Linked DNA regions of Homo sapiens: all the other regions are linked to region 2. Evidence: chromatin loops called from intact Hi-C (ENCODE). Cell type or tissue: endothelial cell of umbilical vein. All regions are shown on one strand. Each heading gives the region's core, and the rest is flanking DNA. Links, peaks and the distances in the headings are about the cores only. Region 1 overlaps FGGY (FGGY carbohydrate kinase domain containing). Region 2 overlaps JUN-DT (JUN divergent transcript). Region 3 overlaps LOC112268263 (a long non-coding RNA gene). Region 4 overlaps HSD52 (a long non-coding RNA gene). Region 5 overlaps LINC01358 (long intergenic non-protein coding RNA 1358). Region 6 holds the start of LINC01358 (long intergenic non-protein coding RNA 1358). Region 7 overlaps FGGY (FGGY carbohydrate kinase domain containing).

The links. Hi-C counts contacts between places; a loop is a spot of excess contacts. Peaks named below come from ENCODE experiments on the same cell type or tissue, not always from the same donor. Only the 100,000 strongest peaks of a DNase experiment are listed, where the experiment ranks them.
Region 1: it touches region 2 in a loop (2.1-fold over the local background); 3 of 110 quality-filtered maps call a loop at or near these places.
Region 3: a loop joins it to region 2, with 5 times the contacts of the local background. A loop is called at or near these places in 3 of 110 quality-filtered maps.
Region 4: it touches region 2 in a loop (3.0-fold over the local background); 13 of 110 quality-filtered maps call a loop at or near these places.
Region 5: it touches region 2 in a loop (5-fold over the local background); 3 of 110 quality-filtered maps call a loop at or near these places.
Region 6: it touches region 2 in a loop (4-fold over the local background); 4 of 110 quality-filtered maps call a loop at or near these places.
Region 7: it touches region 2 in a loop (5-fold over the local background); 2 of 110 quality-filtered maps call a loop at or near these places.

What each region holds. Positions count from the first base shown.
Region 1 is chr1:59,421,012-59,425,011 of GRCh38, forward strand. All of the region lies in intron 5 of FGGY (FGGY carbohydrate kinase domain containing), which reads left to right. Among named protein-coding and RNA genes, the nearest start is that of FGGY, 130 kb to the left of the region's middle. In endothelial cell of umbilical vein, for the core only: no CTCF peak of the experiment used is centred there; a DNase peak (open chromatin) is centred at 2,110; H3K27ac peaks cover 405 bases.
Region 2 is chr1:58,881,192-58,885,663 of GRCh38, forward strand. All of the region lies in intron 1 of JUN-DT (JUN divergent transcript), which reads left to right. LINC02777 (long intergenic non-protein coding RNA 2777) reads right to left here. Exons shown (of 5, transcript NR_183656.1): 5 at 1,687-2,543. Among named protein-coding and RNA genes, the nearest start is that of LINC02777, 21 kb to the right of the region's middle. RefSeq lists enhancers at 1,804-3,003, 1,906-2,200 and a silencer at 4,233-4,428. In endothelial cell of umbilical vein, for the core only: no CTCF peak of the experiment used is centred there; DNase peaks (open chromatin) are centred at 510, 2,490, 2,780 and 3,890; H3K27ac peaks cover 3,922 bases.
Region 3 is chr1:58,752,998-58,757,469 of GRCh38, forward strand. All of the region lies in intron 6 of LOC112268263 (a long non-coding RNA gene), which reads left to right. Among named protein-coding and RNA genes, the nearest start is that of JUN, 29 kb to the right of the region's middle. RefSeq lists an enhancer at 2,005-3,204. In endothelial cell of umbilical vein, for the core only: no CTCF peak of the experiment used is centred there; a DNase peak (open chromatin) is centred at 2,644; H3K27ac peaks cover 3,180 bases.
Region 4 is chr1:59,141,073-59,145,544 of GRCh38, forward strand. All of the region lies in intron 1 of HSD52 (a long non-coding RNA gene), which reads right to left. Among named protein-coding and RNA genes, the nearest start is that of HSD52, 3.5 kb to the right of the region's middle. In endothelial cell of umbilical vein, for the core only: no CTCF peak of the experiment used is centred there; DNase peaks (open chromatin) are centred at 2,139 and 2,919; H3K27ac peaks cover 2,182 bases.
Region 5 is chr1:59,060,168-59,064,639 of GRCh38, forward strand. All of the region lies in intron 2 of LINC01358 (long intergenic non-protein coding RNA 1358), which reads left to right. Among named protein-coding and RNA genes, the nearest start is that of LINC01358, 42 kb to the left of the region's middle. In endothelial cell of umbilical vein, for the core only: no CTCF peak of the experiment used is centred there; DNase peaks (open chromatin) are centred at 1,934, 2,704 and 3,534; H3K4me3 peaks cover 249 bases; H3K27ac peaks cover 2,100 bases.
Region 6 is chr1:59,018,410-59,022,881 of GRCh38, forward strand. It overlaps LINC01358 (long intergenic non-protein coding RNA 1358), which reads left to right and starts at 2,067. Exons shown (of 3, transcript NR_110626.2): 1 at 2,067-2,214; 2 at 3,079-3,168. RefSeq lists enhancers at 1,749-1,798, 1,829-1,938. In endothelial cell of umbilical vein, for the core only: no CTCF peak of the experiment used is centred there; a DNase peak (open chromatin) is centred at 1,962; H3K27ac peaks cover 1,120 bases.
Region 7 is chr1:59,758,005-59,762,004 of GRCh38, forward strand. The region is part of intron 15 of FGGY (FGGY carbohydrate kinase domain containing); the gene reads left to right. Among named protein-coding and RNA genes, the nearest start is that of MIR4711, 27 kb to the left of the region's middle. In endothelial cell of umbilical vein, for the core only: a CTCF peak has its summit at 1,641 (motif pointing left); a DNase peak (open chromatin) is centred at 1,587; H3K27ac peaks cover 292 bases.

The DNA of each region.
Region 1 (4,000 bases), core at 1-4,000, 540 kb after region 2:
TTTAAAAAAAAAAAGTTTCCCAAGTATTTTCTTAGAGCAAGGAGATCTCTTTCTGATGAAGAATACACTCTAGCCTAAAAAGCCACTTAGGTGGACCAGTTTCTTTGATTAACAAAAGTTACAAAGGGGAAAAGAAGAGTGTTAGAGAGGATACCTGTAACAAAAAGAGACAGGAGACATATGGAACACTCGTGGTGTGTCACCCTTATTTGAACCCTCATTCAAACAACAACTGTTAAGAAAAGTAAAACATAGGAGGCATATATCAATACAGAATGGCTATATGATGATATTAAGGAATTATTCTTTTTAATTATGATATTGATAATTAGCTATTTTTTGAAAGATACCTCCTTTTATAGATACATGCTGAAATATTTACAGAAAAATTTTTTAAAAGCCTGGAATTTGTTTAAAAAGAATCAGGGTGTGGTATAGTTAAAACTCCTCCCTCCCTCCATCTCTCCCTCTCCCCCTCTCTCCCTCTCCCCCTCTCTCCCTCTCTCCTTTTCTCCTTCCCTCACTCCCTTTTCTTCTTTTTTCCCTCCCCTCCTCCTTCCCCTCCTTTCTCCCCCACTGCCCCAGCTTCTCTTCCCTTCTGTTCTCTTTTTCTGGCCTTCATTTGGGCTGACAAGAAGAGGATGCATGTTTTATATCAGGTTGGCAGGTATACTTGAGATATATTGTCTTGGCAATACAAAGGCCTGACACTTCCTAGGGACCCAGATGGGTATTGTAGATGTTTAGGGCATGCCTTGACCTCTGAGTAGCCTTCTTGGGCTTGAGGTCTCATTTGACTAGACTACCACTCCACAGTCAGCCACTGTGGTCTGTTTTTTAAAAACGTTGCCATGATGAGAATGTGAAGGATTTGGGTTGAAGTTAAGGACACTTCCTTTTTATTATTAGTCTGGAGTTTTAAAGGAGATACCTGGGATCCCACCCTTACTTTGTTACTTTGATTTGGAGTCAGCCCTTGGCTTTGAGAGTGTGCTGTGATATTGGTCTGATTTAATCATTGCCTATGTAGAAAAAGAGATTAGATCACTGGATCCCAAACTAGCCTCAGAAAGTAAGTCATTGATGGCAAGAATCACCTGGAGAGATTTTCAGTTTAATTCTTAAAAAATTTAGTGACGATACTTGGATAACCCTCTGGGAATTCTGATTCAGTAGTCCTGGGTAGAAATAGAATCTAAATATCTGTAATTTTATCAGGTTTCTACACGATTCTCATGTTCCAATAGTTTGGTGATTTACCAGGTTCAATGCCTTTTAATAGATTCAGTTGCTCAGGAGCAGATTGAGGTTGTATTTCCATATAGTCCTACCTTGTAAAAAATGGATGTGTCAAGTTTTTTGTTGGTGTTATTGTTTTTAATTGTTATTTTGACTTGCTGGGCTGGGCGTGGTGATTCACGCCAGTAGTCCCAGCAACTTTGGGAGGCTGAATTGGGTGGATTGCTTGAGCCCAGGAGTTTGAGACCAGCCTGGGCAACATGGAAAAACCGATCTGTACTAAAAAACTGGAAAATTAGCCAGGTGAGGTAGTGCGTGCCTTTAGTCCCAGCTACTCAGGAGGCTGAGGTAGGAGGACTGCTTGAGCCCAGGAGGTTGAGGCTGCAGTGAGCTGTGATCATGCGCTGCACTCCGATTTGGGTGACAGCGAGACCCTGTCTCAAAGGAAAAAAAAAAAAAAGGTTACTTGCTTATGAATAAGACCTTCCATATAGCAGTTATTATATAAGCACTAGGTAAATATTAATAAATGGCAAATACTAAAAGGAAAGACAGGAAAAGGAAAGGCAACTGATATTTATTGAAGGCCTACTATTATAGTAAACTTGACTCATAATTTATATTTTCTTCTTTAATTTTAACCTTGGCATGCAATGATTATTACCCAATTTTGTATTCAGTAAAATTAAAGCCCAGAGAAGTTTAGTATTTTTCCTAGAGTCACATAGTAAACACGTGGCAGCAGGGGTGTTTGGATACTATTGTGCCAGGCAGCCTTTCCGAACACTCCAGCCTATTTCTCAATTCTTTCTTGGCTCCAGAGGATTGTGTAGCAGGAGGGGAAATCTGTTCAGAGATCAGGAAACTGGACCAATTGGGCAAGCTGCCAGAGCTTCCTTTACTGGATTGTACCAGCAAGTTTGTTTTTCTCTGTCCAATACTGGGTAAAGGTCCCACCGAAAGCCTTTGTCTCTGCTCAGAATGCCTGGTATGATCTCTGGGAAACTATTTGGCAAAGGAGTGTGGCAGCTGAAGCACAGAAGCCTCTCCTAGGTGGTTCACCCATATCTGATTTTTTTTTCTTTGGCACCTTGTAACAGACCTGAGAATGTTGAAATTTTGTGCCAACGTGGACACCATTCAGCATGTCAGATTTCTCTGATACCGTGAAGATCAATATGTTGGATGCAAAGGAAAAGTCCCAGCAATAGATTCCAGCCCTCACTGCCACTTACCTGGTATATTACAACAGCCTCCATACTGGTCTTCCTATCTGCAGCCTGTCCTCTGCTTTCCGGCCCACTTTTCTCAGGGGGATCCTCTTTCAAATAAAGGTCTGATTATGTTCCTCCAATATTAAACCCCTTCAGTGACTCCCCAGTTCTTGAGGAAAAAATGCTGAGTCTCTGAGCATAGCACTGAATACCCTTCCTGGTCTGGCCCTGTTTCTCCGCATGCTTCTCCCACTCCACCCAGCTTCTGGCAGGTCATACTACCGTGGCTCACCAAAGATGCCTTGGAAACCAGGTACTTTCATGTCTCTGTTTCTCCAGCTGGAGTTTCGTTCCTTCTTTGACCTGCCTGGCAAACTCCTATGCATTCTTTGATTCCTACTCCTTCATGAAGCCTTTCAGCAGTTTCTTTCTTAGCACAACTCTACCACCTTGTCTCACCTGTTCACAGACATCTGCCTGCCTCCCTCTCTAGGCTATGGTGCCCTCCAAGGGGAGGCAAGGTGTTGTTTTCAAATCATTCACAGTACTTACTACATAGGCCACTTACAGTCAGTGTGTAATAACTGAAGGAGGACTTGAGTGAATAGGCAAATAAAGATGGTTACCATGATAGGCCGAGATCTGAAAAGAAGCTAATAATCAATGCATGAAGATGTGTGAGGAACTTGTGTGTCTTCAGTACCATTCTAAATACCATACAAATACAGGTGCCGCCAGAGTGCTTGCACATGGCAGCTTCACAGCCCATTTGAGAAGTAGAATTAATACATGTGAAGAATGAGGCCGGGCACTGTGGCTCACGCCTGTAATCCCAGCACTCTGGGAGGCCGAGGCAGGCGAATCATGAGGTCAAGAGATTGAAACTGTCCTGCTCAACATGGTGAAACCCCGTCTCTATTAAAAATACAAAAATTAGCTGGACGTGGTGGCACACGCCTGTAATTCCAGCTACTCGGGAAGCTGAGGCAGGAGAATCGCTTGAACCCGAGAGGCAGAGGTTGCAGTGAGCCAAAATCGCGCCACTGCACTCCAGCCTGGCGACAGAGTGAGACTCTGTCTCTTAAAAAATAAATAAATAAAATAAAAGAATGAGTAAGAAAACCAAGAAAATATGCAATTTAGTTCAGCTTGTTTGGTGCTGGTAATACTTTATTTTTCATGTGTCGATTTTTGATCTCCACCTTGCACTGTGAGCTCCCTGAGGACAGGGACTTTGTCTTGGCAATTATGTCTTCACACTTGGCATACAGTCAGTTTTCAAGATATGTTTGTTCAATGAATAAATGGATGGTAGGCACCATTCAGTGCTGTTTAGGGTCAAAGGAAGGCATGATTTGTGTGGGTTGAAGTGGTCAAGGAGGGCTTCACACATAAGCCAGTTATGAAGGATATAGGCATTGAAGAAGCACTAAAACTGGTTGTGAGCTTTACTCTTCAGAGAGTCACAGTTTTAGAAAAGCTCTTGCTCTATTGGAAAGAATATGGGTTTTAGACCAAATACATCTAGAATCAAATTTGGACTCTTT
Region 2 (4,472 bases), core at 255-4,254:
AAGAGGACCTTGAGTGCTGAGCCAGGGGTTTAGATTTTATTTTCCAGGTAGTAGGGAGCCAGTCAAGAATTTCTGAACATAAGTACATGATATTCATAATGTGTGGTTATGGCAAATCACTTAACTTCTTTGAAAAGAAGGTTGATAGAGTGGAGGCTAGGAGTCCAGGCAGAACAAAAGATGATTGGAGTCAATGCTGAGGACGTGACATTGGGGATGGAGAAGGGGCACCTCTGAGTCAGAGCCCACCAGTCACAGTGACGGGATAGGTGTTGCTCTTTAGACGCTCTTGTGGGAGATGGGTGTGGATCTGGTGTGACATCCTTGTCCCCGCCCCATCTTCACCCCATGAAGGATTTCCCAGGTGGTGTGCTCAGCTGGACTGAGGGATCCCTGGGCACACCCACCTGGCAGGGCAGCCCTGCTCCCTCCTCAGGTCTGAAGTTCACCTCAGCCCATGACTCAGTGTGAAGGCTGATGGCTGGGTTCAGTGACCCCCAGGGAAAGCTGAGTCATGTCCAGGAAAGCAATGTCATCCCACCCGAACCAGAGTGGCCTGTGTTGTGAAATCTAGCAGAAAGGTCATCACCACAGGTTCCAAGATGCCTGGCTTAGCCACTGATTGCCAGGCCACTCACTGAACTCTGTATTCAGTTTTTCCTCCATCTATAGGATGGTGTATCTCTCTGGGGTCTTGGGGGATAAAATTAGATAATAAGTCATTTTATCTGTTTACTCAACAGATGTTGACTGGGCACCAGTTCTATGCCAGTGTGCTGGGGACAGAGGAATGAATAAGACATAGGCTTAGAAGACATCCCCTTCAAGGGGATGAAGTTCTAATGGGGAAACAGATAAGTAAATAGAAGCACTAGCACAGAACTAAACTTTCCGACATGTAGTTGCACACTCACTAACTCACTTAAGTCATCTCACATGGGGTAGTAACCAATTTCATTCATTTGACACACAAGGAAACTGAGGGCCAAACTGGCAAAGCGATTTGCCCTTCCTGGTGTTCCATAACCCTTCAGACATAATTTCATCACAGCCCTTAGCGCTCTTTCTCTGGGATAGAAGTTCAAATGTTTATTTCCCCCATTAAAGTTTAAATTCCCTGCAGGCAGGTCTAGCTTCTTTTAATCTGTTGACCACCAGCATCTAGCCCAAGCTTGGCACACGGTTATGGAAGGTGTGGTGGGGGGAATGGAGCTAGAAGTTGTGGAGCATCAACCACATGCTGGGCTTCGCTGGGCACTTCACATTTGCTGTTGGTTAATCTACTACAAAAACTTGGTATGGTGGGTATTATTATCTCTGTTTTATAGGAAATATGCCAGAGGCTGAGATGAGTGATGGGATTTGCCCAAGGTCACACTGAGCGTAATCTGAGAAGCTCCCAACTCAGAAATGGCCCAGAAGCTGGTGTGTGTGCTGCGGGTGGGGGATGAAGTGGGTGGGAGCTCAGCCGTCCAAATGCAGAGCCAGAACGAGTCTCCTGTAAAGTGTTCAGCTGGTCCACTGGAGCATCTTTACCCACAGAGCCTGATCCTGTGCTCAGGCTTTTATTAGCATCTGTGTTCTTTCCGCCACAGCGCCCAGCTGCCCCGGCAGCCTCTTGGTGAACACTTGCTGAATAAATGCTTCACCAGGAGAACAAAGACGTGAAGAAACAATCACAATATGTGCCAAGGCACGAGGCTAAGCCATTTATTTATCCTTTTTCTTTTCATTCTCTCAACATCACGATGAAGTTAAGTACCATGAAGACCCCAGTTTTACAGGAAAAAAAAATGGAGGTTTAAAAATGTAGAGACTTCCTACAAAGCTGGAAAGTGGCTTTGAAGCCAGGCTTATGTGGCTCCAAAGCCTGAACTGCAAACCACTACTTGAAAATGAATGCGTGTGTGGATGAATTGCAGCTCCCAAACTCTTCTGAAGCCTCAGTCAAGGCCACAGTGGCATTTGCTCCCTGGGCAGGGTGTTTTCCAGGGACTTATGGATCAGGTCTGACTCTTTCCAAAAGGCCCTCTGACTGCCAGCCCTCCCAGAGGGGTCAGAGAGCATTTCCCAGCTTCCCACTGGGCCTGCCTATCTTTGGGAGCTTTGAAGTCCTACATTTAGAGGACATGGATCAGCCCCAAACCTAAGAGCTCCCCCAAGGTAACTGCCAAGGGAATCCCTCAGGAATCCCGCTTAATGCAACCAAGAGAGGCCTTTAGAAATCAGGCCAAGTAGAGGAAAGAACAATGGACAGGAAATTGGGACATGAGAGAGTCGTGAGTCAGCAGCGTGGTGAGAGCTGCCAAGATTGCTGATGTGAACTCTGGTTGTATCACGAGGAGCATAATGTGTTGAATAACTAAGGTGATATTGCACTTCCTCTGTGGTAGAGCTGGAGCTGGAATGTGGGGTGAAGGTCTGGTTCCACATTTTCACGTAGTCATAGTCAAACCGGAACTTATCCAATAGAGCAGAACCGGAACACTGAAGGGAACGGTACTATCATCTTTGCCAAGGCGGAAGGACTTGTATTTCTTTTCCTGAAGAAGAAAAGAAGCAAACATGTTGGGAGGATAGGCTTTGGGTATTTCAGAGATTTCCCTATGAACAAGGCAGTAGACTTCTTCTGTCTGATCCTAAGGGGAACCTAGGACTCAAGTGAGGAAATAATAGGAAGCAAGATTCAGACGCGAACTGAATCAACAATGCCTTTGTTCTAGTCAAAAAGATAGCCAAAGAAGGAAATATTTTTGAAGAAAGAAGAAAAAAAGCAAAACACTCAATGAACCTCCTCTCTCCCCTCTATGTGACCCTAAGCAAGTAACGTAATCTTCCTGAGGCTCAGTTCCTTATCTGAAAGTGGCAGGTGGTGTTACATGAGACTAACAATGTGCAGACTGAACGCAGTGTGGAGAGACGGCTGTGCACATGGCCCTGCGACTCTGGCTGCTGCAATTTAAACCTTAGCTTAGGGTGACCTTGGAAATTTGTTTTTACTTTGCAGTGCCTCAGCTTCCTCATCTGTAAAATGGGGATAATATATGTAAAGCAATCAAAAGGGTACCTGTCACACAGTGGGCACTCAACTTTCTTGTTAGCCAGCATCATCATCATTGCCACTCTTTATATATGAAAGGGACTGTCACAGTATCTAAAATATAATAGGTGTTCAGAGAATGTTTTCCTTTTCCCATTCTCCTTTAGGGGACTCTTCCAGGGTGTCTCTGGGATACCAAGTTCTTCTCATCTCCAGATGTCTGGAAAATGTCTCTAAATAAAACATCTTTTTGCTTATATTCTAAGGCAGCTATCTGCCTCTATCTAAATACTCTTTTAGTGAAGAAAGGGGCAGAGCAAGGAGAGTCAATCTACTTGTAGAAGTTTCTCATTCTGAACAGTGTACTTTACAGATTCCAAAGTGTTTCTCCCTCCATTACCTCTTTACCCCTTACTAGAGCAAGCCCAGATGTGAGAACTGAGGCTCCGAGAGGTTCAGTGACTTACCTGGAGCCATTAACATCTGAGTGAGTGAGCCAGGAATTGAACCCAAGGCTTTCAGACTCTGGACACCTACCTTTACAGGAGGCATTGGCCAGCCTCTTCCCCTCACACACACATCCTCTCACCCTGGGGTTCTGCTTAGGAAGCATAAGAAAGGCAGTGAGCCAGGCTCCAACCTTGAAGCCAAATCCTTGCAGTAATAGAGAGGACTAAGGGCTAGAGAGAGGAGCCAGGAACCGTGGATCTCTGCCGTGAATCCGAGCCCTTAGAGCTGGAGACCTCACTTGGACCAGTCTTCTGTTTTCAGTAGCTGTAGTGAGTGAGATCAAGAACTAATGTCAAGAGCCCAGAGCCCCTACCAGCATTGCATGATAGGATTTTCTGTGATAATGCTGTATCTGTGTTGTACAATACAGTAGCCACTAGCCACATGTGCTATTGAGCACTTGGAATATGCTCAGTCATAGGACTGAGCCATCAACATCCCTGTTTTATAGCTGAGGAAACTGACGCTCAGTCAGGGAGGTTGTTGAGGTTGCAGTTAGCCAGCCATGTCACTGAGACTTGAAGCTATCCTGTCTGGCCCCCAAGCCATGCCCTTCACCACCACAGAAGCCTCTTGTTCCACTCCCCAAGGAGGGTCTTTGCACCCTTCTGAACCAGACAGGTGATTGGGTCATGTCTGCCTGTGCGAAGGGGTCTCCCTTCCTGCTTGGCTCCACCTGGCTCCAACTCTAGAAAGCACCTGTGTTGTTTTACTGATAACAGTGTTTGCCCTTCCAAAGCCAGAGCCATAAAAGGCAGCTTTCAAAGTCACTGCCGCAGAAATGTCAACATGAGGGGGAGGCCAGTCATGGTTTCTGAGGCCCAATGTCACCTCCAGGCTGCTGCAAAGGCTGCTACAAAGACCTTCGGGTCCTGGAATCTGGACTTGCTTCTACCACAAACTTGCTGCGTTTCCTTGAACA
Region 3 (4,472 bases), core at 193-4,192, 130 kb before region 2:
GTTCTTTGTTTTAAAAAATTTTTGCTTAATCCACTGCACAATAAAGTGACCCATGGAAGACCTTGGGAAATGTTTACAGGTTTCAAATTTGGTGTTTGCCAAGTATTGCAAAACATCTACCCCTCCTCACTACACACTTGTACTCCTGTTAAAATACATTACTGTGCTTGAAGGTGTCCAGTCTTCTATTGTCTTGCATAGTAGCACAGGCGAGCTTGGTGAAGGTAGGTGGAATCAGGGTGTGTTTTCAGCAACAAGTGAGCAGAGGAGCTGAGCGGGTGGTTCTGAGCAAAGGGCCCGAGAAGTGACAGCAGAGGGGGAGTGATGCCGAAACGATAATATTAGAGTACACAGAGTAATGCACAGCTGCCAGGTCACACAATTTGAGAACTGCTTCAGAACAGTCAACTCTTCCACGCTGTTGCTAAGAGACGGGGGAGGTGGGGAGGCATTCATCCCTTGAACAAAAGGGAGGGGAAAAACACGAACAGACATGAACTCTAAGTTTTGGAAATGATTTCATGGACTCCTATTTTCTGAACGTTAGTGTCTTTGGAGACATTTTCATGTGTTGAGTTCCTACTGTGTGCTATGTGTGGCTCAAGGCACTGGGGAGAGAGCAGTGGACAAAGTCCCTGTTTTCATGGAGCTTCTATTGGATTTGGTCTTCTCCTTTGATGTTGAGGGGACTGACTGAGGTCCTCAGAAGGGAAGAACTTGCCTAAGAACTGAAGGCAACCTATTGGCAAAGCTGATATTTGAATCCAGGCCTCCTAAATCCAAGATCGAGACTTTTTCCATATACTACATTTTACAAAAGAGATTCATCTGCAGCAGATTTTAACGTTAGCTAGGACTTAAGTACCTCAGCTAGGTCAAGGTCCATTCACTGGAGATTTCTGCAAATGAGTCCAAAAAAATGATGTTTTTTTAATTTCAAGTGTCCCACGGAGAAGTTTCATATTTATTCAGAGTCCTTGTCTTCCATTATTACACCTAGTTGAATGAAACTGTATAGTATGAAAGGAGGTAGGGAGAATCAAAACAGGAAAAAGATTTGGGTATCTCATAACTGCTGAAAATTAGCAAGACATGGAAGTCAAGAGATCTGGGTGCAGAAGCAGTTTCTACTTCTTCCTACCTGTGACCTTACCTCTTTAGGCCTGTTTTCCCACCTATAACATGAGGGATTGCATTATAATAATCTCAGCATTCTTCTCCAGCTCTAAATTTATGATGAGTCACCCAACAGTGCCATGCAGTGAAAATAGCCCTAAGGCCCTAAGATGTAATTTCAGAGAGTGACTGTGGTTCAAAGATGAAAAACTGAGTGTTAATTGCCCCTTCTCCTGTGCTCCCATGGTCCTAGGGCAGGGTGCTGCTGTAGTGCACATTCTGCTGTGCATGCTGAGAAGCTGGCTCCGGGTCTGCACCAGCAGAAAGGTCTGTGCTTATGGAGGGTGAGCACTGTGTCCTGTGCACTGCCACGTGACTGTTTTTGTAGGCCTTTCTTCCCATCAGACCATGACTACTTTGATGGCAGGGACCATGTCTTATTTATCCTTCTGCCTTAGTGCCTGCCGCTGAGTAGTCTGTAGATGTTTACAGAGTGAAGGAATCAATGAATAATGACTGAGTGAGAAAACTATACTTTTTCAGGGTCAATAAAGGAAATAGCACAAGAGAATCTCCCCTGATAAACTTGTCAAAGTGATCCCAGAATTAAACATTCAGGCTGGAGAGGTTATTAGTGACTTGCTTAAGGCCACATTGTTTAAAAGCAGCAAAGCTAGGACTCCTTTCCTCTCTCCTTTTCTTTCTTTTATTCAGTACCCCAAAAGGGTGTTTGGCTCCAGCATTGAACACAGGTGACTTTGAATAACAATTTATCGGAACAAGATGAATTTTGAAGCAGGTAGGAGGGTGGCTTTTGAGTCTGACAGATGTGGGTTCAAATCCTCTGGGGCCGCTGACTATCAGTGTGATCTATGGCAACTTAACCTCCCGGAAGCTCAGTTTCCTCGTGTGAAAAGTAGAAGTGATAACATCTCCACCATCTCCCTTGCAGGCTGCTTCTGTGGGGTCATTTGAAGGCTTATGGTTAACCCAGATAAGAGGTAGGATGGGAGTTTCTAACACAAGTCTCTTACTGTCCTGCACGATTTGTTGCTTCAGAGAAATGGGGTCTTCTCTATCTTTTTTGAAATTCCATTGTTGGCTTAGACAATGAGTAGCCTTCTGTGTATGTGATGTACATTCTCCCCCAGACCTACTGTTATGTATTTTCCAGCCTACTGAGGTAGTCCAGGCCCATTCACTATACACATCAGTGTGTGCTGGCTTGTGTTTTTACCCTTTCTGCAGCTACAGCCTGAACTAAGACTGGGTCCTTGCAGCTCTCCAACACATGATTGCTGCCTGCCAGAACCACAGACCTTTCTCGGGACTGGCACGAATTTCAGCCAACAGAGCCTGCACAGAAACACATGGAAAAGGCTTCCGGTGGAGCTTACTGTGAGTCACAGACAGCCATAGTTGCACTGGATAGAGAGCTGGCAGATGCCATCAGCATATGCCCTTAGAAACTTTGGTTGTTTTGTGGCCTGGAGAAGAGCCCAGAATTATGGAGCCTAAGAGGCAGCACCTCTGCTTTCTGAAGAGGAAGCCGTAGTGCCGTGGACTTCACCACGTGCACAGTGGCTGCATCCAGACCTGAATGCCCCTCTCATTACTCACCGGAAGTGAGCTTTGAACACTTCACACAGGAAGATGACTCGCTCCTCCAACAAGATGCAGAAAGTCTTTCCAAGCAAATGACTTGAAGTGTTTAAATATTCTGTTTCTTAGTCTGCTTTTTTTCTGTTAAATCCTTCAGCTTGAATGAGCACCTTTATCTGCAAATTGATCTGGTTGTAGCATCCCTTGACCATGTAGGTGGATTTTTAATTTGTACTTAAGGCCAGTTACAATATGCCATCTGCAACTCTGCTCCCTTTATGCTCCTGTAGCACTGCTATAGAGAGGAAGGGTTTGTCGTAGCAATGGGAAATAAAACAATGAGCATACAACTTTTACAATTGGAAATGAAGAAGCATAAAAAAAAATAACGGCTGATATTTGTTATCGGTCAGGCCTGAGTATGAGAATTATGGGTCTCTAACATGCCTGAATTAGCAAGAGGATGAAATTGCAAGAAGGCAGGCTGGAGAACAACCTCTTGACCCCACTCAGCATTTTGGAGCATGGCAGCTTAACAGATCCAACACAGAAAACAAGGGAATGGGTTAGTCTGGTGCTCATTCTCAAAGGTAGATGTGTCTGAAGTGAGAACTCTTGTTTGCATTCTCTGGAACCAAGTAGGGATCTGTCATCTTTTGGGAAGATCTGTCCTTCCTCAGCAGGTGTCCCATCAGCAAGGACAAAATCTGGAACCCAGATTCCAGGGAAAGAAACTAAGAAGAGCTAGGCATGGATCCAGGCCATTCAACAATAGGCTAGGGACAACAGCAGGCTCTGAGCTCAGGGAAGGGACGCTTGGGCAGAAACTAGTCTTACGGGATTGGGGAAGGTAGCACAGTATCACAGGGAGAGCATGTCTTTGGACTTGAAGAGACATAGATTATAATCCCAGTTTTGGTGCTTACTAGCTATGTGATTGCAGGTAGGTCAGTTTCCTTCATGGGACTCATCTGCAAAATAATTCTTACAGAGGCATCATAATACCCAAGATCATAGTCAAATAAACTTGGAATAGAAACTCTGGCCCATCATTTATGAACCATTAGTTCCTTAACTTTTGTCCTAACCTTCCTTAAGCCTCAGTTTTCCTATCTGTAAAAAGGAGATAAGATTACTTATCTTAGATCTAGTGTGAGGATTAATTGAAACATTGCAAGTACAATACTCAGCATAAGGCTCAGAACACAGAACACATTCCATAAATGGTGCTATGATTGGTCCTGGGATATTGGCTCCTGGTCTGGTTGGCAGTGAAGGCAAGGAAAACATGTGTGTGGGATATGCTGACAGTTTAGGGGATGTCCTAGAGTTTCCCATAGTTGTCCCAGTCAGTTTGATCTTGGTATTATGCACTAGGCTGTGTACTGTTTGGCCCCAGTTAAGATTCCAGGTCTGAGAACATTTTTGAAGCCCCTAGATGGATGGGCTGAGGTGATGAAAGAGGTAACTTTGATATGAACTATGCCTCAATAAGTGGGTTCTGCAAACTGGGGAAGGCAGGGCTGAAGCTGACAGCTTTATAGTTCAAAGAGTGTTTTCCCAAATATGATTTAATTTAATTTAACCCTTATAGCTTGCATCACCAAAATTGTCCCCAAATGAAGAAACAAAGATCCTGAGAGGTTCCCTAAGTGGGAGTCAGTGCTGGTACAGGGTCCTGAACTTGGCAAGACTGCAAAACCATGCTCCACCTGTGTCGCAGCAAGGCTGTGGTGTCTGTCCCAATGCAGTAG
Region 4 (4,472 bases), core at 196-4,195, 260 kb after region 2:
TCATCCCAGTTTTCTGTGACTAGAAGGACACTTAGAGGTCACTTAGTTCAATTTTCCCCTTGCAAGAAGTCCAGGGATTTTGAATTCCTTCATGCACACAAGGAGTGGGTGAATATTAGGCAGCAGGGGGAATACTCTGGGTGGGCAGCTGAATGGGACACAAGCTTTCTCAAAGTTCCAGAAATTTCCGGACATAGAAGTGTGTATTCTGCTGGCCAGGCCCATGGCTCCAGGCAAAGGGGTGGTTTTGAGGTGACACTTCCTCTGCTGGCTATGATGAAGCACTCTCCTGCCCTCCCCAGGCAGAAACCCCAGCAGGGGTCGGGGGGCACAGAGGCTGGCATGAGGCTGAGGGCTCCTTTCTGCCAACAGACCCAGCCACAAGTGCTTGCTGAGTGACTGCCCTGTACCCAGCCTTGTTCCTGGAAACTGCTGTGATAACACTCTCTGGGTGAGAACCAAGATTCGCTGACCTTTTACATAGGCTGAATCTCCAGGAAAAGGTCATTCTTTTTGGAGGTTGTTGAAAATTTAATGACAGCAATTCCTTAGGCTTGTAAAACCCTTTTAATGTTCTCAAAGCACAGACAACAGCATCTTCTCTTACACTGAGTGGTGTTTTACAGTGTAAAGCACTTACACAGTGACATGCTTGATCCACAGGAAGCCCTGGGAGGGATGCAGAGATCATGGGCCCTAGAGCCCAAGTGACTTCAGTTCAAATCTTTTTTATTCTACGCCTCGAGGCTGTGGGGTGTGGGCCTTGCTTTACCTCTTTGAGTGTCTTCCTCCGTAAGATACATATAATATACAGCCATGTGACAGTTAACAACGAGGATTCATTCTGAGAAATGTGTCCTTAAGGTGACTTTGTCGTTGTGGAAGCATCATCGTGTGTACTTACACAAACCTAGATGGTGTAGCCTACTACACACCTAGGCTACAAATCTATACAGCATGTTACGTTGCTGAATATTATAGGGAATTATAATACAATAATATTCATGCATCTATAAATTAATAGAAAACGTATTATAATCTTATAATCATAAAAATATGGTATTATAATCATGTGGGGCCACCATCATATATGCAGTCAGCCACTAACCAAAACAGTATGTGGCACATGACTGTACCTATTTTGAAACGTTACTGTAAGCATTAAATAAAATGATGCTGCCTGGCCCAGTACTCAATAAAGGCTAGCTTCCTCCAACTTGTTTCCCACCCATTCCCATATTCCAAACAAGGACATATCTAGGGTTGCCACACTAGAAGTTTTACCTGGCACATAGTGGGTCTGAAATAAATGTTAGTTTCCATTTTCCTCCCTTTAAAGCCCTAAACTAAAGCTATTTCTTCCCTGGGTTTTTCCTTACCCGGCCCCTGGTATTTCCTGGAAAACCCCTTTGACAATATCACAGAGCCGTGGAGCCTCTCCTTTGAGAAACGCCCATATATATATAAAGAGGCACCACACACACCCTCTCACCCACACAATTTTGCTTATGATTTTAAGAAGTTCAGATTCCCTGAAGCTTAATTTAGAAGCCTGTGATAGCACCCATATGACACAAAATATCTTCTGCCACAAAGTACAGTTCTTCAGTTATCTGATTTCCGTTTGTAGATTAAAAATTACAAGGAGTTGGAGACCAGCTTTTCTTCTTGTCCAAGTCTGTGTTCTATATGGTGACTGGAGGGTGATAAATACACGGTGAATGTTAATTTAATGCCTGGGTGGACAAATGGATGGATGAATGGAAAGGTGGGTGGGGAGGTGGATGGGTGAGTAGGTAGTTGAAGGGATGGTAGTAGATAGGTGGGTAATTTGGGTGGCGGAATGGATGGGTGGATGGATAACGTAGGTGGATAAGATGGTGAAGGGGTTGCCAAGCTCAGAGAAAGGCCCAGGCAAGCAGTGAGAAGATAAATTAGTGGTCACGGGGGATCTTAACACTCCTGGCAGAAGACGTCTGATATAATCAGTAGAAAGTATGGGATCTGGAGGGTTCAAAGCAGAGAATGAGTGGAGAAAACAATGTCTTAGCAGGTTGGGTCTGAAGCAGGGCTCTTAGCTGGGTGGAACAGGAAGAATCTGAGTCAGAAAGCCAAATAGGAAACAGGGCAGGAGATAGGGGAACTCCTAGCCAAGAAAGCAGTGCTGATGCTGAATGGAAAGCAGAAGCTGCAAGACCTGTTTCTAAGGAAAAGTGGAGAGTGGACAGGATCCAGGGGGTAAGGGAGAGGACTGAATAGAGACACAGGAATTCATGGCATGTGGGATTCTCTGAGTCATAAGTTCAACGATCATTTGTTGAGTTCTTCCTGTGTGTCAGGGGTTGTTTTAGGCACCGAGGATAAGTCCTTGGTGTCAAATAAGAAAGACAGAAACATTAATAAAAGTTGAGATTTACGGAGCATCCGCTATGCATCAGACACTATTCTAAGGGTTTAATGTGTCTCTTCCAAGCAACAATTGTATGAAGGAGGTATCATTATCATCATTGCTTAACAGTTAAGGACACTGAGGCACAGAGATAGTAAGTCACTTCCCCAACACAACTAGTTAAGTATCAGAGCCAGGATTTGAACCCAGTTTCTAGGGCCTATGTGCTTCTTTGCTGTGCTATTCTGCTGCCGTTAAATGAATAATTAAACAATAGTTGTACTGCAGGGTGATGAGAGATATGATGGCAGTCTTTACTGGTTACTGTGGGACACAGAGCGGAGGTGGTAATTGACTTTGGTTGAATGGGTCTAAATGGGTTTTAGGGAGAAGACTCTTTGAAGCTGGATTTTGGAAAATGAGTTTCTTAGGCATCCCGTAAATAAGGAGTGAGGTTTAAAGATGAGGAAATGAGGAGAAGGGCATTCCAAGCAGAGCAACCAGCCTGTGCAAAGTGCACAAGCACCGAGGCATGAAACAGCAGGGACCTAGGCAGGAAACCATTAGTAGTTCTATCAGGCTGTTTTGCAAGGCTAAGAGCTGCCAGGAGGAAAGACATGCTGCCTACTGGGAATAATGCTTAGGAATGTTCCCCTCAGCCTTTATAGAAATATATGGTGTTCAACAGGCTTTTTATCTCTTTTATCATCCTGAATAACCCCAACAAGTAGGAAAGTCAAATATTAAGACTATTCCTATTTTGGGACTAAGAAAACAGCTTGGAGAAGTTAAATGACTGGTCTAAGATTACACCTCCAGTGTGTAGCAGAGGCCAAACTAGATCCTCTGACTCCTAACTTTAATAATCTGGACACACTGGCACACAAAACATTTTGATGAGTGCTGCTAGTACAAAGAAAAATAAGATTGAGTTCTCAGTTTTCTGCTACAAAGGCAATGATGAGGCAGCTCAGATCTGCAAAGGACTGGATATGAAGCCTTGACAGAAAAGTAACCACCAAGATTAATCAACATGAGTGCAGCACTTCACAGCTTGCAAAGCACATTTACATACAGAATCTTAGTTGACATTTATGGAGACACTGTGGCAGATTGTACAAATAATGTTCTTGTTCCCATTTTTCAGATGAACTAGATATACTAATTGATTTGTTTAAGTCACACAGCCTGTAGGTGATAGATTTAAGACTCAAATTCAAGTCTTTCTAATGCCAAATGTATAATACCCATGGGGGCTGTTAATATAATGGCCAATATTTATTGTGTGATTACTATGTGCTAGTTGCTATGTTAAATGCTTACATGCAACATTTCATTTCCCTTCTACAAATATGCCATGAGGTAGATACCTGCTTTAAAATAAAGAAAATTGAAACTCAAAACAGTTAAGTTCCCATAGCTAGGATGACCAGCCAACCACCACTCAAAGCCCCCTGCTTCTAGCACTATGCAATGTTGTCTCCATTGTCTTTAGTCTAGTCCACCCGAACTAAGGAAAAAAATACTTTGAGCTTTTCACAAAACTTGTGTAAAAGCAGGTACATTTGAGGATAAAAAGTTTAACTATTTTATTCAAAACTCTTTATTCCCTTTGTGAATGGTCCAGTGAAAAAGGCCAAGCTTTCCATGTTACCTGCGAGGAAGGCCCAGAGAGGTCATGAGACCTAATCAATAACACACAGCAGCACCAAATTCCTAGTTCAGTGCTCAAAAGTTTAAACCCCAAAAGCCATTCAACTCCTCCTCCCTCCCCTCTGTCTTCTTTATGACCTGGCCTTGTAGGGTAATGGGAATGAGCATGGAAGACAGTCAAGCTGGGATCTGAATCCTGGACATAGAATTTACCAGTTGTAAGCACTTGGACAAGTTGCTCTTTGTGTCTCAGCCTCAGTTTTCATAGCTATAAAATTGTTATATAACATTGTTTTTTTTTTTTCTTTTTTTTTTTTTTTTTGAGACGGAGTCTCGCTGTGTCGCCCAGGCTGGAGTGCAGTGGCGGGATCTCGGCTCACTGCAAGCTCCACCTCCTGGGTTCACGCCATTCTCCTGCCTCAGCCTCCTG
Region 5 (4,472 bases), core at 205-4,204, 180 kb after region 2:
TACACTTTTAAGCAACCAGATCTCATTAGACTTACTCACTATCACAAGAACAGCAAGGCAGAAATTCAACCCCATGATCCAATCATCTCCCAAACCCCTCCTCCAAAACTGGGGATTACAATTCAACATGAGATTTGGGCAGGGACACAGACCCAAACCATATCAGTTTATTTTATTCTACATCATGGATGTCTAGTGACCCTAAGCAGGAAAACACACTGCTGGAGTATTAAGCCAGCATTTACTCAAAAGGCCACTCCAGAGCCATTTCAGTTACTTTCATCTCTGTTCAACACCAGAAGTTTTATTAGTTATCATAATAGAAATTATAAATAGGGCTTTGTTAATGAAGTTAATGACTTTAAAGATACGTGGGTTAGGAGATTGTTTTGTTTTATTTTGTTTTGAGATGGAGTCTCACTCTGTCACCCAGGCTGGAGTGCAGTGGTGTGATCTCAGCTCACTGCAACTTCCACTTCCTGGGTTGAAGCAATTCTTCTGCCTCAGCCTCCTGAGTAGCTGGGACTACAGGTGCGTGCCACCATGACTAGTTAATTTTTGTATTTTTAGTACAGACAGGGTTTCACCTGCAGGGAGCTTTTTACCCTTCACTCTTTGGAATGATGACTGAAGCTTAATCTTTAAACAGTTGAGTCCAGCCACTGATTTAGAGCATTCTAATTGCTGCTATGGTGGCCATGACAATGGGCTCCTCAGATCTCAAACTACATGCAGCATAAGTGCCCTCATTGCTGGGCACTGGAATCCATCTCTGCACCTGCATCTGGGCCATGCTCCCACTGCTGCTCCCAGCCAATCACTGAGCACTCTGGGAGTACTAAAATAGGTCAGGTCCTGGGGAGATCGGGGGCTCCTCTGATGAGCCAACATTAGCTCAGGCCTCCCCAACAACATTGCCATACTTCTCTTAGAGGTGCACTGCAATCTAGACCCTTAATGCCCAATTTCCCTTCATTAATCCCCCCTCTCTTCTGCACTTGCATCACTTGCATTCTCTCCTACACTCCCAACTTCCTTTCCCTTGTCTCTCGTAGGCACTTTCCCTAATAAATTTCTCACACATTGAAGCCTATCTGGTGTCTGTCTGTTTCTCAGAGAACCCAGATGAGTGGTCCCTGGAGTGATCTGAGAAAACAATAAGAGGATGCAATGGTCTGAATATTTGTGTCCCCCAAAATTCATATGTTAAAACTTAATTATCAAGGTGATGATATTAGAAGGTGGGGCCTGTGGGAAGATGATTAGGTCATGTGTGTTCCACCCTTACAAGTGCCCTTATAAAAGAAACCCCAGAGAGGCAGCTAGACCCATTTCTACCATGTAAGGACACAGCTTCCAGGGTGTCAGGGTCCTGTCACATGGCAGTGAATGCCCAGTGGTGGCAGGGTCACCAGCAACATTGTAATAGATTGTTCTTGACCAGCATTGGGCTCTGCTTGATATCCAAGCCTCACCTTTGTGCCTTCTTGTTGATTCTGTAAGATAGATACAGGGTGTCCTAACACACATAGTGCCTTTGTATGGGTTTCTTAAAGGCGCGTCCCTCTTAGTAGATCATTAGAAAGAAGCAAACCTTTCTTCAAGCTGAACACAGCTTTCACTCACCCTCACCCAGGACCTTTCTGCTGGACAAAACCTGCACAACTCTACTTGGTAGCAGTAGCTATGCAAATACCACTTCAATTTACTTTTTTCTGTTGAATTCAACAAGAATTTGTTTGTTTGTGGCTGCATTTATGTGTTCACCCAACCTCACTTCCTTTTCATCCTGGACACACAGCTGACTACATTTCCCAGCCTGCCTTGCAGTTCTTTGGCTCTGTATAACTGAATTCTGGCCAATGGAATATGAAAAGAAGTGATGTACTTCCAGAGCTAGCCCACAAAAACTTCCCACTTCATCAGCTATTTGCTCTCTTTCCCCAGCTGCTCACTGATGTCACTTAGAGGAAGGCAGGGGCACAAGATGGGAGGACCCAGAGCTCCGGGTTCTTAAGTAAGTACATAGAACACAGCCCCTCCTGCCTCGCAGTCCCTTCATGCCAAGAAATAAAGTTGTACATAATGTCCAAGCATTGACACTTTGTGTTTGCCTGTTAAAGATGTTAACCCACCATGACAAATACACTGTTTGCAAACAAGAATCCTGATTAGTCCTGGTCTCCTTAGGTTACTTAATTTTGTCCGTGTCTTGTCATCTCAATTAACTTGTAAGTGCCTTAGAAATGAGAGCTAGGGTTTGAAATATACAGTTTTTCTTTATTTAATACCTAGCTCAGGGTATGCCTGTGGGTAAATTAGAGCCAGAAGATTATTTAGAAATATGTATTATTTCTCTCTGCCCCAGTTTCCTCTCCAACAGCATATATTTCACTAAAAAGGAAGACAGAAAGAGAAACAAACTAAGGTTTGGAGAAAGTAAAATCTTAGAAACTGAAAGAATATCAATGGAATATAATTATATACAACTGCTGGTTCTTAAATCAGTTTTCTATATTCACTGATTAGGAAAATAAAGTTGGAAAAATATTTTCTTTTCGTCCTTCCATAGTTTCTCAATAAAAGAAACTTCATTTGTCTTCTATCGCTGCATAACAACTTACTCCAAAACTTACTAGCTTAAAATAACAAACGTTTTTAATCTCAATTCTGTGAGTCAGGAATCTGGGTGTGGTTTGGCTGAGTGTCTCTGACTTAACGTCTCACAAGGTTGTAAGCAGTCAGCTGAGGCTGCAGTCTTATCTGAGGGCTATCAGGGGCAGGGATGGTGATCTGCTTCCGAGCTAACTCATGTGTTTGCAGGCTGTGGCCCCACAGTATGTGGGTCTCTCTATAGGACCACCTGATAATCCGGCAGCTAGTTTTCCCCAAAGTTGGCAATACAAGAGAGAGTACCTAAGATGGAAGCTACAGATTTTTTAAATAACCTAATCTTAGAAGTGGCATAATCAATCCTGCCATGAATGCTAGCATGTAAGTATCATTGGGGGCCATCACAGAAGCTACTTACCTTAGGAACGTTCTAGAATTTTTCAAAGAACCTTTATAAAGGACTATTGGAGTTTCCTGAGCTCTTTTCTATACCAGTTCTCCTCCTATTTCTTCTCCAAACCTAGCCTAATATGTCCATTTGTGCAGTGGTTCAGGATACAGAAAAAACACTTCGCTTACTTTTAAGAGAGAATTTGACATAAAGAATTGTTAACTAAGTGCTAAAGAACTATAATAACAAAAAGAGTAACAAGTGTTAGCAATTACAGGAAATAGTTAACAACCCCTACTGCTGAGGAAACAAAAGGAGAGGTTAGAATGATTAAAAGGCAGAAACTTGAAGGATTAGCCCCAGAGCACTCGAATACAGGTCAAAAATGCATAGCAATTGCTCAGCTGGTGCTGAGGTCTCTGGGCTAGGAAGAGGAGTTCTGTGGAGCTGGAAGCCAGACCTCTTTGGAGGAAACTCCAGCAGCTATGTTGGTGTCTCTGAGGGAATGCAACAAGGCTGCTCCTCCATGTATTGGAAAACTGCAAACTGGACTCAACTGGAAGGAAGTGCTGCTGCCAGTGTGAAGAAGCCAGCCTGAGGTGACAGAAACGGAAGCAAACAGGAAGCAGCCAGTCTTTTCTTCCTCCTCCTGTCATACGGTCTCTCTCAAGCATCCTTTGTTGTCAGGGCCTAAAAGGGAGCTGCTGACAAAGAAGGAATTTGGTTTGTAGAGTCCCAGCCCAGTGTCTCAAAACAGAGTATGGGGGTGAAAGAATTTGTAACTGAAACTGAGAGATAATATCCTCATCACTTGTACGTGAAGCCATCCCCAATTCAAGTGACAGTAATTTGGAATATTCTTTAATTTCCTTTAATGCCCCATAATAATAATGTGTTGACATCTGTACATCTCAATACAGTTCTTTCAAGCCATTATCTTGTTTAATCTTGTGAGAATGACAAAAATCATTCTTTCCCCATTGAAGACAACAGTGCCCAAAAATGTCAATCACTTGCTGAAAGATGAACAATATACAAATGGTAGACTTGGGATTCAGTCTCTCTGATTTCAAGCCTGGGGTCTTTTTTACTATATCGTACTGTCTCCTCAAAATGTTTATCAAGAGCCCTATCCTTATTAGTAAATCCTCAATAAACTAGAAATGAATTCACGCAAACACCTTTACTTATGATCATTTAAATTCTCTTTGAGTGATAGAAATTTCTAGGATTCTCATTCATTCAACAAGTATTCAATGAGCACATTCTAGGCTATAAACTCCTAGGAGAAACCATTTTAAATAGGATAGGGTATATGCAGGAGCAGAGTCTGCATCTGGCCCTCTCACCTGCATGCTTGAAGTGGCAGAAGATAAAATCTCCCTCTCTCCTGTGTACCTTGGGCTAAGGATTCTTCTCTGGATAGCCAGGACCCAGTTGATCCTGAGCCCCCATTGCTAAAGAAATT
Region 6 (4,472 bases), core at 239-4,238, 140 kb after region 2:
AAGGCTGGAAAATGGATTCTTCCCTAGAGTCTCCAGAAAGCAGTAAAGCCTCCCACTGCCTTGATTTTAGCCCAGTGAGACCTGTGTCCAGCTTCTTACCTCTGGAGCTGTAAGATTATTAATTTGTGTTGTTTTAGGCTGTGAAGTTGTGGTAATTTGTTACAGGAGTGATAGGAAATGAACACCCACAGAATCAGACAGAGTCCCAACCTCATGAGTCTATGGTCTGAGAGAGGAGACAGGCACGAAACCAGGTGATAGACAACAGAGTAAGAGAGGCCGCAAAAACACAAAGGAGGACTCCCCAGCCTACACTTGGGCGTGGAGGGAAGATTTCCTCGTGGAAACTCCATAAAGGCAGGGACCAGTATTGACCCAGGTCTGCAACACTGACCACTATATCTGCACACACCCGATGCCGATAAGTGTTTGCTAGGGGAAGGAAGGAGGGAGAGAGGAAGAAAGGCAAGAGAAAGGCCAAAACTAGGACCCAATAGATAAATAGGATTTGAGGTGGGCGAATACAAGGTGGGGTGAACTGTCCCAGGCAGAAGACCTAGGGCTATTTTGAGAACTAAGTAGAGTTTCCTTTGGCTGGGACACAGTGCCCCACGGGGAACAGGGAAAGATGAGTAGGCAGGGCACAGATCAGGAGGAGCCTTATCAGCTATAATTAGACATTTGGCTCGTATCCTACGTGCAGTTGGTGCATGCTCGCTCTCGCTCGTTCTCTCTGGTTCTGTCTCCCCACCCCCACCCACTTGGGTGATATTTTAACATCTTTTAAATGAAGCATGTTTGTTTGATCTCATTTATGCTAAACAATGCTTATGGAACTATTTCCTCTTGTTCCCCAGGCCATACTCATGTCCCTACCCTTCAGCAATGATTGAGGACCTAGCTCCTCGGTTATCATTTTGGGTAAGATGGGCCCATCCAGTGGACAACAAGCACTGGATCTGTAACCACAGCCATCTGGGTTTGAGTTCATACTCCTTCATTTCCCAGCGAATGCTTAACCTCTTTCATCCCTGGTTTCCCTGTCTGGAAAATGGGTCCAGGACAGTGCCCACCTTAAGGGCTTGTTGTGAGAATCAAAAGAGCTAGTTCATAAAAGTGCTTTGAAAGGGCCAGATGTATCCTGAGTAGTCAATGGCAGTTGTCTACCACAATCGACACTCTTTGTATAGTTATTGTCAACCAGCCATAACTATTGTTACATGTTACATGAGTTTCCATGGCTCTCCAGATCTCCCTACCCTTCTGTACCCACCTCTGCACCCTAGGAGGCCGACCTGCATGGGCCCCATCAATGATCTCCCTTGCCTTCTAGCTCCCAATTGTGCCCAGCCTTTGCAAGTTACCAGCAAGAGATGCAGGGAGTGGCAGGAGAGTGAGGATGGGGGATTTATTCTCCCTGCTCCCTCCTTTTAGGATTTTGCTAGGGCTTGGCTGCTTTCTTCTCATGAAGGCAGCCTCTTTTTGGGGAGCCCTCTCCCTACAACTCCCGTCTTTTTGTTCCAGGAACTGCTCCCTCTTCTTGCCTTTTAAGAGATAGGGAAGGTAATGACTGCCTGCTGTTATAAGCCCCAGAGTTTCCTTTGCATCTAAGTAAATGATCTTTTCCTTAAATTCCCTCCAAGTTACACAGTTTGAGTGTACCATCCATTTTTTGCTAGAACACTGACTGAGACAACTTTTTTTTCAAATACTGGGACTGCTGGCTTCACAGACCGAGACTCCATCCTGATAAGGAAGCCCTTGTCCCTTGTCCCACTGGTTAGCTCTAGAACATTCAGCAAGGTGATCACATTGTCACAAGACCACTTCTTTTTCATTCTGCATGAAACTGAAAATGTCAAGAAAATTTCTGAGTTTAATAGACAACATGATCATACTCCAGACTAGAAAATGAAACCAAAACCAATTGACCTAGGCAGAAAGTTAGGTTGTAACGGGTTTCCTGCAGCCAAAGAGCCATGAGTCACAGCAGCTGGCTCAAGGCTGGGAGGGGAAGTAAAACACTAAATCTAAGGACCACTCTATTCACCCTACAGTGACTGCTCTTTTTCCCTCCTGCCACAGTCCAGGGTAGGAGATACTTCTCCAGGCTCTCACTTATGGGGGCTTTCCTGCTGGCTACATCACTGAAATGGAATCTCCTAGTGGCCCTTCTCCCTCTACAGCTCTGGTGTTACACTGAAAAACTAGAAGGTCAGTCCCTTTTATATTTACCACCATTAAGGTTGCAGGAGCCCAGCATGTCCCCATAGGCCTCCTTCTCCATTCTCCTCTTCCCCTTGTTTTGTGCCTGGTTTGTTTCCTGTCCAAATTGGGTCCTCCTTTTCTAGACCATGAGCTTGCTGAGGTCAGGGAATGAGTCTTCGTATCCTTGGTACCCAGTTCAGAGCCTGCCTTTAGGGAGTGTTTACTCTAGCACTGTGGTTAGGCAAAGAGATGTGAGTTTGAGTCTTGGTTTCCTTAGTCTTTTATCACTCACTTCTCAAATTAAGCCATTTGTATTTTTTTTTCTCTCTCTCTCTTTAGAGACAGGGTCTCACTCTGTCACCCAGGCTGGAGTGCAGTGGTGCAATCATAGCTCACTGCAGCCCTGAACTCCTGGGCTCAAGCCATCCTCCTGCCTCAGCCTCCCAAATAGCTAAGACTACAGGTGCACATCAATGCCTCTGGATAATTTTTTTTTTTAATTTCTGTAGAAACAGGGTTTCACTATGTTGCCCAGTCTGGTCCCAAACTTCTGGTCTCAAGCAGTCCTCCTATCTCAGCCTTCCAAAGTGCTAGGATTATAGGCATGAGCCACTACATTCAGCTACTGCTTGTATCTTCTGATTCTTGTTTTGATACCACTGACCTTAGGTAGGGTATTTTATCTTCCTGAATTTTATTTTTCTATGTGTATAAAGGAGATTAAATTATCCTTCTAATAGGCTTGTTGTGGGGATTAAGTGAAATAGTGTATACAAAGTTCTTAGCATACTTTGAAGCTATTATTTTTATTATTATGCTAGTAAATAAAACTTTCTGGAATTAGAGACTCACATGCCTGTTTGTCTACAGTTTCAAAACAGACAAGGGAAAAAGAGAAACATCAGAAAGTCTGATTAAAGTAGAAGCATCATATTTCTATCAACGTATCCACTGTGCTTGGTAAGTGGCAGTCTCTCGTCCTGTAAGAGACTTGGGCTTTGAAAAGGGCTTTGGATCTCAGATCTGTCGACATGGGCCTTGTCATGAACCTCAGCTTCCTCATCTCCAAAACTGCTATAGGCCAGGCAAGGTGGCTCACGCCTGTAATCCCAGCACTTTGGGAGGCCGAAGCAGTTGGATTGCTTGAACTCAGGAGTTTGAGACCAGCCTGGGCAACATGGTAAAACCCCATCTCTACCAAAAATACAAAAAAAAAAAAAATAGCTGGGTGTGCCCGTGGACACAGCTAACTGGGAGGCAGAGGTGAGAGGATTGCTTAAGCTCGGGAGGTGGAGGCTGCAGTGAGACAAGGTCATGCTACTCCACTCCAGCGTGGGTGACAGAGCGATACCCAATCTCGAAAAAAAAAATGGTATAGTAATAGCCTCCGCTTGAGGTTACTCTTTCACTGAATGATAAGTGAGCACCTACTGTGTGTCAGACGTTACTCTAAGCTGCAGACACAGCCTCAAAAAAGACAAGCTAACCCCTGCCACCATGGGGCTTATATTTTAATTGGGAAAGGGGCTGGAAAAGACAGACAATAGACAAATCAATAAATTCATTAAAAAGCTAACTTCAGGAATTGATAGGTGTTATGGGGAGAATGAAAGAGGACCCTGGGATATAGAATGACTTTGTGGGGGAATCAGGTTGGGATCCCTGGATCAGGTGGTCAGGGTGGGACTCTCAGAGAAAATGACTTTTGAATTTAAATAAGAATGAAAAGAAAAAGCCAACCGTAGGCAGACCTGGGGACGGCCAGTGCAAAGGTCAGAAGTGAGACAAGGTCATAGAGTAACCAGGGTTAAAATAAGGTGATGCGGCCTAACTGGCCAGAACAATGCCTGACAAAGGTGCTGCTTTCCCCAATATCTTCAAATCCTTAAGGATCTACTGTGTGCTGGTGTAAGATGCAGAAATCAGTAAATCATGCTACTATCTCTAAGAAACTCATGGTGTAATATAGGAGAAAAAAAGACACCATCAAAATAAATGAATCAAGACCAGGCAGATGAACATAACTGAAAACAAGTGATAGCAACCTGGGAGATGACATAGACATGGATATGGAAATGGATATGGATATGGGTAGATATGGATGCAGGTACAAATGTGGATAAAGGTGGGGATGTATGTTGGGAAAGGCAGTCTCTTGCATGCCGTCTTTCCACCCCTGCTTGGCCACCTAAGAATGCGCATTGGGCCTGGAAGACTTCCTTACCAAGAAATAAAGAATCCTCAGCCTGTGCTGGACTTATCAC
Region 7 (4,000 bases), core at 1-4,000, 880 kb after region 2:
TTTTTATATGTACAGTGCTAAGGAAGTGAGCACATACACACACACATGCAACTATAGATCTGGAATAAACTCAGGTGGTCAACTAATCCAGTCCTTTAATTTGTGGTTAAGAAAACTAAGTTCCAGGGAGGTAATGTCACCTTCACTTACCTAAGGCTGCAGAACTATGTAGGGCCAGAGCTGGGGGTGAATGTAAGCTTCTGAACTCTCAGACCAATGTTCTTTTTCCCAGGTAATTGGCAGCAAATCTGCTCTTCTCTGTTCTAAAGTAGGGATCTCTTATATCTCCATCAAAGGACCCAGTAGAATCTGCTCATTCTTTTACTCTTTGTATCACTTGGCATCAAAGGCTAAAAAATGACATTGGTCAGTATTTTAATCCCAATTCAACAAAATATTAGTTTACTGAATTCCTGCTATATTCAAGGCATTATGCTGGGCTCCAGGCAGGTGTTACAGGGGAATAAAACACAATTTAATTTAGGCACATAAGATTATTTTAGAACAACGGGATAAGTTCCACAATTGAAGTATTGCCAGGTGACAAAGTTGCCCAAGGAAGAAAGAGATGGGAGCCTGTAGAGATGAGAGAATGCTTTTGGGAGGAGGTTATGTCCAAGCTAACTTTAAGCTCTTGTAAGAAATTGGTAGACAGGCCAAGGCAAGAAAGAACATTCATAGTAGAAGGAATAACATGTACAGTTATAAAAGTGGGAGCAGCATAGTACATTCAGGTTACTATAAACAACTCATAATCCAGAAACACAAAGTATGAGATGGGGAATGGCAGGAAGTGGGACTAGGGAAGGATAGAATTGGGTAGGGGGAGGTCAGCTCATAAATACCTTGGAGGCCATGCTGAAGACCTCCAACCTCATCCTATAGGCAGAACAGAGATGCTGAATTCTAAGCAGTGGTGAGATCTGGTCAGATGCAGATCAGAAAAATCCCTCTTAAAGGATCCAGTACAGGGGGCTCAGGGTAGAAATAGAGGGTCCAGATAAAAGGCTTTTTCAAGAATCCAGGCTAGAGATGTAAAAGACCTCTATTAATTTGCTGGTAGTGATTTTGAAGATGAAGGGGCTGTTGTGGAAGTGCTTTTATAATTTTAGGGAAGTATTCGAGGTTAAGACCTAAAAGCAAATTCCACTTAACATGATGAACAGGCAAATGTGCAGATCCCACTGAAGCAGGATCAGTATTTAACAGAATTGGAAATGTTCATGGAAAAGCAATCCACTTTCTTTTCATTTCCTTTAACTCCACATAGAGTCAGGCTGCTAACCCTCCGAATATAAACCCTTCTCTAAAGGCCAGGGTGGAAGGTACAGGCATTGCGTAGGGGAGCTCCATGCAGGAAGGTGGAGAGATCTGAGTTCCCACTGGCAGTAGGAGCTATGGGCTGCTGTCCCTGTTTCTGTTCCCTGGAGGCAGCTGGAGCATCCCTCTTTTTGTGAAATTAGAAAGATTGTCTTTCTCCATCTCTTCCCTGACCCTCCCAAGACTTTTCAGGGAAGTTTTTAAGTTTTTTCCGTAAACCCCACGTGTTCAGAGAGTCCTCCGCTGCTTGCTGGGAGCTGGCAGCTGGCAGCTGTTCTCTGCGAAGGAGGCGGCACACACGGTGCTTTAGCACCATCTGCAGGCAACCCAGAGATTTGCAAGGAGACAGGAGAAGCCAGTTTCCTTCTGAGCCAACCTCATCTCATTGCCTAATAGATCACACTGTTAACGATGTGGGACGACATTTACTTAGGCCTCTGCCACACAGAAGCAGGGACTGAGTTGAGGCACATTTTGAAGAGAGGGGATTCAGCTGATTTTAAAATTCACAGTCACGGAGAGTGTAATTTAGTGACTATAGTTTAATAATAAATGTTTAGGATGACCCCAAATTGCATTATTATGTTCAGTCCAAATTTATATGTGGCTCTGGAAGAGTCACTTAAATGTGCTTTGAGAAATTTGGTGCATTGAAAGACACTATCAACAGAGTAAAAAGGCAACTCACAGAATGGGAGAAAACATTTGCTTATCATACATCCAGTAAGGGATTGATATCCAGAATATATAAATGTATAAAGAACTCCTAAAACTCAACAACAACAAAAAAGCAAAAACAACCCAATTCAAAAGTGGGCAAAGGACTTGAATGAATATTTCCCCAAAGAAGATTTATAAATGACCAGTAAGCACGTGATAGGGTATTCAACAGCACTATTAGGAAAATCAAAACTACCGTGAGGTACCACCTCACACATTAGGATGCTACTATTTTAAAACAGAAAACAACAAATGTTGGCAAGGATGTGGAGAAATTGGAAGCTCTGTGCATAGTTGGTGAGAATGTAACATAGTATCGCTGCTGCAGAAAACACTATGGCCATTCTTCAAGAAATTAAGAATAGAATTAACATGTGATTCAGGAATTGTATTTCTGAGTATATACCCAAAAGAACTGAAAGTAGGGTATGGAAGAGATATTTCTACATTCATGTTCACAGCAACATTATTCATGATAGCGAAAATCATGAGAGCAACCTAAGTGTTCATTAGTAGATGAACATATAAATGAAGAATGATATGTGCATACAATGGAGTATTATTCAGCCTTAGAAAGAAGCAATTTCTGACATGCCACACATCAGTGAACCTTGAGGATATTATTCTAAGTGAAATAAGATAACCACAAAAAGACAAATACTGCATGATTCCACCTATGTAAAGAATAAGGCCAGTGCACAAAGTTGTGGCAAAGTTGTCAGTATTAACATTGTAAATCAAGTGTGTGTGAAGGGGTGCTCACCTTAGCTCCCTTCTAGATATTTTGAGATTCTAAAGTCAAGAAATCTATCTCATGTAGTGAAAGAATTCCTTACCGTTATATTGTCACAGAGCATCATTAGTAGGAGCAAATTGTTCCTAAAATAATTCTACAACTAATAAATTTGGATGCTCATAGAGTAGGTCTTAGTAGTACCTACATATAGCTATATTGATGATATTAAAATATTAATTATCTAAAATTTAGTAACTAGCATTTATATCACTTATTATGAGTCAGGTACTGTTCTAAATGCTTTTCATTTATTTCCACATTTAATCTACAACAGCTCTGCTGAAGTAGATCCCATAATTATCCCCATTTACAGATGGAGAAATTTAGGCAGAAATAGTTTAAGTAACATATCCAAAGTCACACAGCTAATGTTAGGCCACATTAAGATTCCAACCCAGGCTTTGGAGTTCGCCTTTTAACCCTGTGCTTGGCCCCGTCACAACTCCTACGTTACCAGAATGCTTACAGTCTAATAAATATTGGGTAGGGGACTCCTACTAACATAGCTATGTGTGACAAGTAGAAGTCCCTGTGTGTATCCAAGGTTACTCTTACAACCTCTCTCTGCCAATGCACAACTTTGCACCAAAATTTCATCATGAGGACTCCTTTTCAGAGCACCCCAGAATTGAGCAAGACATGCTAAACTGGCTTCTTCACCCCCTCACCCCATGTCAGCTTCCCAACCAAGAGGAGTAAGGACAAAGTTGCAAGGCTGCAAGTATAATTTGTCTCGGTTCCTATTATTCCTTTCAGGATTATGATGCCAGAGCAGCTTCAGCTGTTCTGCTGTCTGATTCATGGCCAATACCAGTTCTAACAGGTCTAACCCAAAGAGTCAGCCAGATAGGACAGGGAGAGCAACGGCCACTGTGAGATGTCTGGAAGGCGAGCACAGCTCTAGAAAAGGCATTAGCTACATTTCCATGGGGTTTTGCTCCTGGATAAAGCAGGTCACAAGGGAAACCTAGATGTGGAATCTGCAAAAGGGCAATTAAAATGTTCAGTCTTTGTCCTTGGTCAGGCTGTGATTTTAGGCCAGTCATCAAACCTGGGGCTAGTTATATAGGAAATACTTATTGAAGCTGGCAATGTGAAAGAGTCTCCATTAAGTCCGGCCTTTTTGTATATACAGTAGAAGCTTTGAAGTCAGACAGACATGAG